Regions from separate parts of the Homo sapiens genome. Here region 2 is linked to region 1. The links are chromatin contacts, found by Hi-C or POLR2A ChIA-PET in ENCODE. All regions are on one chromosome and are shown on one strand. Each heading gives the region's core, a stretch centred on a gene start or an enhancer-like site at or near the end of the contact. The rest is flanking DNA. Distances are from core to core; before and after follow the strand shown.

Evidence for each region. A loop is a pair of places that touch in the nucleus more often than their neighbours do. ChIA-PET counts read pairs that join two places held with the same protein, here RNA polymerase II (POLR2A). Pooled maps may share reads with other maps.
Region 2: a loop to region 1 is called in a map of B cell, with 12 times the contacts of the local background. The contact joins the promoter of FBXO3 here to the promoter of NAT10 in region 1. A Hi-C loop is called at or near these places in 8 of 168 maps with a recorded cell type or tissue (B cell, CD4-positive, alpha-beta T cell, CD4-positive, alpha-beta memory T cell and 3 more), 1 of 37 single-sample maps with no recorded cell type and 14 of 50 pooled maps. POLR2A ChIA-PET finds 5 or more read pairs at or near these places in 5 of 52 experiments (CD4-positive, alpha-beta T cell, GM12878, OCI-LY7 and 2 more).

The regions. Positions count from the first base shown.
Region 1 is chr11:34,104,051-34,107,147 of GRCh38, reverse strand. NAT10 (N-acetyltransferase 10) reads right to left here and starts at 1,519. Exons shown (of 29, transcript NM_024662.3): 1 at 1,356-1,519. RefSeq lists an enhancer at 1,307-1,766.
Region 2 is chr11:33,773,040-33,776,136 of GRCh38, reverse strand. FBXO3 (F-box protein 3) reads left to right here and starts at 1,617. Exons shown (of 11, transcript NM_012175.4): 1 at 1,617-1,743. The coding sequence starts at 1,640. It overlaps FBXO3-DT (FBXO3 divergent transcript), which reads right to left and starts at 1,438. Exons shown (of 3, transcript NR_120550.1): 1 at 1,386-1,438; 2 at 774-883; 3 at 467-689. RefSeq lists silencers at 1,525-1,624, 2,085-2,154 and an enhancer at 2,103-2,603.

The sequences.
Region 1 (3,097 bases), core at 270-2,769:
GCAAGAGAATCACTTGAATCCGGTAGGCGGAAGTTGCAGTGAGCCGAGATGGTGTGCCATTGCACTCCAGCCTAGGCGACAGAGTGAGACTCCGTCTCAAAAAAAAAAAAAAAAAAGTTCTGTGATTACCTACAGTAAAATACTGCATCATCCCAATAAATACATCAAAAAAACCATCAGAAATATCACTGTAAAAGTAACATGCTACTTAGATGTAAAAGTGACATGCTACTTAGAAACTCTGGTACCTACTGCATTATAAACATAAAGCTCATTTACTGAAACTTACCATACCTTAACTGTCCCTTCTAACCTTCCAATCCAAACAGATTTTAGCATATGTCTTACTATAAAACACTAAGTCACTGTCAAGGACCCCAATTTATACGTAAAGGAGAAAGTATAAAGAATTCAAATATCCCGAGGCAGAAAAACGACAGACAGAATTCACACTCAAGTCTTCCTGACTCCAAAGCCTGAGCTCTTCCCAGTTCGCCAATCTTCCCAACTTGTAAACCTTGTGTTGCCGGCCACATAAAGATCCCGCAAAAATCAATCAACAACTAATTAATGGGGGCTGCCTTTTGCTCTAGCTACTGTGGGAGCCCCAGAAGTAGTACCACAAGGCCCTTGACTTCAAGCTTGCATTCTTCTTGAAGAAGGTATTTAAGAGAATGAGATGAGGAACAAGAACACAGGTAAAATTAGATGTAAAAAAAAAAAAAATAGCTATACTGAGGGACCGGTCAGATGAAGGAAGGGCTGAGATTACTATGGGCTGAAGCTGTCATGGAAGGCCTGGATGGGGAAGGCCTTGAAGGAGATGATTATTTTTCGCTCACTCATTCGTCTATCTACACATAACATCTATGTGGCAGGCACCATTTTAGGTGCACTGGCAAACAAAACCAAGTCCTGAATGTGACTGCTGAATAAAGAGTATAAAGGAATGTGCACAGTGAAGGATTTAAGAACGTGGAAGGATCTGGAATCAGATTACCCTAAGTATAATGCCCAGACCTGCAGCCAGGCACTGCGGGCAAGCTCCACGGAAAACAACTGTTGTCACCCACCCATTCACCCCGACTCCCCAGTTACAGGCACTACTTAGAGGTGGTTATCGAGCCACGCAAATCCCCGAGGACGCTCGAGAAGCACGCGCCGAGAGCGGCTGCGTATTGGAGAGGTGATTCTGTTATCTTGGAGCGCCCCAAAAGAGGGGTGGAGGACAAACGGCGTAGGCCAGGTATCCGTCCGGATGCAGAGCCTTCATCCTGAGGCCGGTCCCCTCTCGACCCAGGAAGAACACAGACACCGATCTTGGCATCCATACCCGGCCCTCCCGCGTTGGGTACCTGCGCCCCGAGCCCGGGGGATCCCAGCCAGTGGAGAAGGGGAAGCACGTGGGAGCACGGAACAACTCCGAAAGAGAAGGCACAGCTGACTGCCCCTAGCGTATGCCTGGTGTCCGGGTCACGTAGTAAGCCTGGCTCCGCGGCACGCGTCCCTCTCAGGAACTGGTAGACAGCACGTGCGCAAGCGCATTAAAGTCGCAGAGATGGCGAGCGAGAAGGGACCTTCCTCAAGGCTGTCGCTGAGTAATGACGTAAGCCACCAGAAGCGGAGCTGAGGCCTAGATGTCCACTGCGGTTGCGCATTTTAGTCCCACTGCTCGCGGTAGCTGGGTGTTGGCTGCGGTTTGCCTCTTCACTCTTCATATCCCAGCTAAAGTACCTCGGCTAAGAAGGGCAAAATAGATGTCCGCACCCCAGGGCCTGCCCACGTAGGTCCAGGGTTTTCAGCGTCAGCCTGGTTACGCGAAACGCGACGGATCCAACGATTTGTGTTCAATTTAACCGATCCCCGTTAAGTTGAGGAAACTCGGCCAACAGACCTATTTTATTGGTTTCGCTTGGCCCTCCACCCCCACAGTACTGATCTTACAGATGGGAATCCTGTAATCTACCCATGACTGCGGCCGCTGTACTTTGCAGGCTCCCATTAGGCCTGTATATGGTCGTCAAATGAAATTACTCCCCCTGGGCTTCCAGTGAACTCCAAGAACATGACTACAGGGACAACCTATACATAGTGTTGCATTCTTGACTTTGGGGCAGATCGCTGAACTTCAAAAAACATTATCAACTGCTTGATGTTTCCTCCTGGATACCGCAAATGTCTGAATCCAAACCCCTTCCCCAGATACACTTTTAATGTCATCAGCAGCACTACCCATTTAATCCAACATCCATCATGAAATTTTTTAGTTCATTCAGCAAAATGTGAATATGCCCACGCACTATTCTGCTCACAAGGGATAGTGTCCAAAATGTTCCTGCCCCTCGTGGTTAATTCTAGGTTAAGTTTTAAATGCTATTAAGCAGAAGTATCCAGTGAGTAAAGTGACTAAGGATACTATTTTAGAAACGAACACTGAAGGCCTCTGACGGGGTGACACTGGATGGAACAAGGACCTGAAATTTAGAAAGAATGAGCCCTGAGAATATGAGTGAAAAACTTCCCCGTGCCAAAGATGTACATACAAAAGCTCCAAGATGGGGGAGTCCTGGCAAAGCAGTCAGTGTGGCCAAAGCAGTGGGCAAGTGAAGGACCAGATTTAGAATTTAATTCTAGTCATGATGAGAAACCACTGGAGTTTGTGGGGGACAGGGAAATGAGAAAATCTGCTTTGCCCTCTTAAAAGGCTTCCTGTTATGCAAAAACTAAATCACAGGAAGGCAAAAGTAGAAAAAGGAGAACAATTATAAGCTATTGTAGTCACCTGTGCTAGGATGGTAGTTGTGGTAGTAGTTAGAAGTATAAGATAACTCTGGATATTCAAGTTAGAACCACGTGGACTCACTTAAGGATTAGATGCAGGTTATAAAAGTACATTGAAGATGGCACCCAAAACATTTGCTCTGAGCAACTGGATGAATGAACAACTGGTGTTGGGTAATCAAGGAGTTGACTTGGAATATTGAGAAATTCATATCAAGATGTTGAATATGAGTTTTGAGAGGTTTGGGGCCTAGAAATATTCAGGACTAAAATGCTGATCATATTCAAAATCATGGGATTGGATCAGATCACCCAG
Region 2 (3,097 bases), core at 368-2,867, 330 kb after region 1:
CATTTGTCTATGTAAAAAGGTATGGTTCCCTTGTAAACAGAAATGATTATTCTGTCTTCATTCATCCATTCAACCTGAATTTAAACTTTCTAGTTGTTGAATAACTTGCTAAGCCCTGAAATTAGAAAGATGAGTCAGACTGAGAGTTTACAGTTTGACGAGAGAGACACAGAACAAGTACTTGAAATCCAATTCAATAAATGTTCTTCTAAGCATATGCATAAACAATTTGGAAGCACAGAGATGTAGGCAGAGTTTTTTGTTGCTGTTGTTCTGTTTTGTTGGCTGGGTGGCAGGGGTTATAACTATTAAGCAAAACCATAAATAGAAGGCATTAATGGTATGAAGAATGGAGGAAATGGATTTTTTTGGGGCGGGGCATATCACTTCCACTCTTCCAAATAATTGAGAGAAACTTTCTCCAGGATATGGAAATGTTTGGAGAACTTAGTGACTGATGCATGTATAAGCTTGGAAAATTAACATTTATTGAGTATCTGGCCAGGCACTTTACATAAAGCGTTATCGCCATCCTTAGTTCACCAGAGGAGGGGTGGTTTTAGAGATGAGGGACAGTCTCAGAGAACTTAGGCGTAACTACGCCAGCATTTCACTAGTAGTGAAATAAATGACGGGCGTGTGAAGTCCAGGTCTGTCTGGATTCCCCAAAGCCCCTTACACCATACTACCTTTGGAAAAGCAATGGAAAAGAAGAAATCAGGCAAGTGATGTATGGACCCATTATACTTCCCCCACTCTCATTTTAATATCACCTTGGCAAAGCTGAAGAGCAGACATCTTCGTGCCTCCATCAGTTATGCCCTCTGGGAGTCTCAGTTCATCCCTTCACACGCGGGATACTTAACTCTGCGGGATCTAAACCCTGGCCAAAATAAATTTTAAAGCTGGAAAAAATCCACACTGTACCCTTTGCATTGCCCTAATAGGCTGAAAATAGCCATGATAACCAAATTAAGGGACAGCGGCTGAGACTCAGACTCACTCCTTGTACACATTTTACTTAGGAAGGCGGGGAGGGGCGTGAAGTTAAGCCCTCAACAATTATTTCCTTAATTTGGGAGAAGGGCCTTCAGCTGGCGTCCCTGGCTGATTCTCAGCTCTGCTCTTGCTGAGTGGACAAGTCTCGGAGCGGCCCTGCTGTGTGCGGGGGACAAGCGGGGTGGGGAAGGCTGAGCGGGGAAAACGAGGGGTTCTCGGGTTGGAAAACAAAGAGAAGGAATGGATTTGGGGACCAAGGGCGTGGAGGAGTGTCAGATTTTGAGCGAGGCTTCCTGCATACTGAGTGTAAAATTTCGCAGGAGGAGTTGGGCAGACCGAGGCAGATTTGGCAACAAAAGGGTCCCGGGCTGGGCAAGTTTACGAACCGGGATGCGAGAACAGAGCTGGAGAGATTTGACGCGGAGCGCGAAGAAAGCGGGCTGAACTCGCACTGCGCCGCTGGCTCCCGGCTAGCGGGCGGGGTCTCCAGGGAGCCGCACCTCAGCCCACCCTGAGGGCGGGGCTGGCCCGGCGGTTACATAACAAACCTGTGAGAGCGGCTGGGGGCGGTTCGGGCGCTGGTGGGGGCGGGGCAGGGGCGGGGCCAGGGCGGGGCCAGACCTGCACCGGGCCAGGCAAGATGGCGGCCATGGAGACCGAGACGGCGCCGCTGACCCTAGAGTCGCTGCCCACCGATCCCCTGCTCCTCATCTTATCCTTTTTGGACTATCGGGATCTAATCAAGTAATGGGACGACACGCATGGCAGGGGTGGGGGCATGGGGAGAGGAGGCGGTGAGGCAGGGGGAAAGGGGGTCGGGGCCGCTGACAGGACCCGAGCTTCCGCGACACCAGAAGGTGACGCCAGGGCCGCCCTCATCCTGCGGAGCCACCGGGGACCGGGGCGAGACGGGGGCGGAAAGGGCCTCGCCCTGAGTCTTCCTCCTGTCCTGGGCCCAGGTATGAGAAGCGACGAGATATCTCTCTCCCAGGCCTCGGTGAGGCCCACTTGCAAGAGAAGGAGGTAGTGGCCCTCGTGCCGCACCGCCGCGCTCCGCGGACCCCCGCTGGCCCCGCAGGTGCCCGCCCGGTTGGGGTCAGTCCCTGCTGCTGTGTAAAAGCCCCTGTCCCGGCCAGGCGCTCTTCTCTGCTGGGTCCGGGGCCTGCGGAGTCTGGCGCCGGGGTGGGCAGGTGGGTGAGCGAGAGGAGAAGATAGGCAACCCCTTACTCCCCTGGCGCGACTTCCCCAGCGCCAGAATCGCTGTCCGGGCTCACTTTCGGACTTCAGTGCGTGAGAATTGTTTTGCTGTCAGCATTGCTCCTTACGGTTCGATGTTGGATTTTATGTTTTGGTACTGACTTCCGGTGATGCCATACCGGTGACTATCTTTTCTCCTGGACACCTTGGGTTTCCCACATTACTAGCATCTGTTCCAGAAATAAACACCGGTTGCTGATAAGGGTGGTTCAATGCCCAGTTTCTTCAGAACTTGGGACTGTCTGGGGTGGTGGAAGAAATGGCGCTGCCAGCCCGCCCCCCAGCTGTCAGGATTGTTTACACCCTTGACAGGGGGTGGCATGGCTGTGAGTTTCCTGTGCTACCGTATATATTTGCAGAGGATGCAAAGTCGCCCTCTTAGGATAGGTGGGCGAGATTTGTTTTGTGTTTGGATTAACCATTAGATTCTAGCCATTTGATGATTGTGCCCTGTGTTATTAGAGGTCTTTTTATAAATACAGATTTCTTGGAGCTACAGATAGTTGTTGGCCTAGCTAAGTGGTGATAGAGAGATACCTCAAGTTTTTGGTCACTACCTGTACTGGTCGCTACCTGTACCTGCTAGCAATTTTATTTTTCTAGAAAATACTTACAATTTAACTAACAGTCTCCAACTTTTGATTGCTGCCAGAGTAATCTTTCCAAGACACATCTGGTTGTCATTCTCCTTAAAACCTGTGACACCCCTATGTTTATAGACTATAACCTAAACTTCTGGGGCATTGAAAGCTCTTATCATCTGGCTTGTATATCTAAGGTCCTCCAGGACTTATTTCTCCACCACTATCACATTTGCACCATCCATTCTAACCAAATCAGA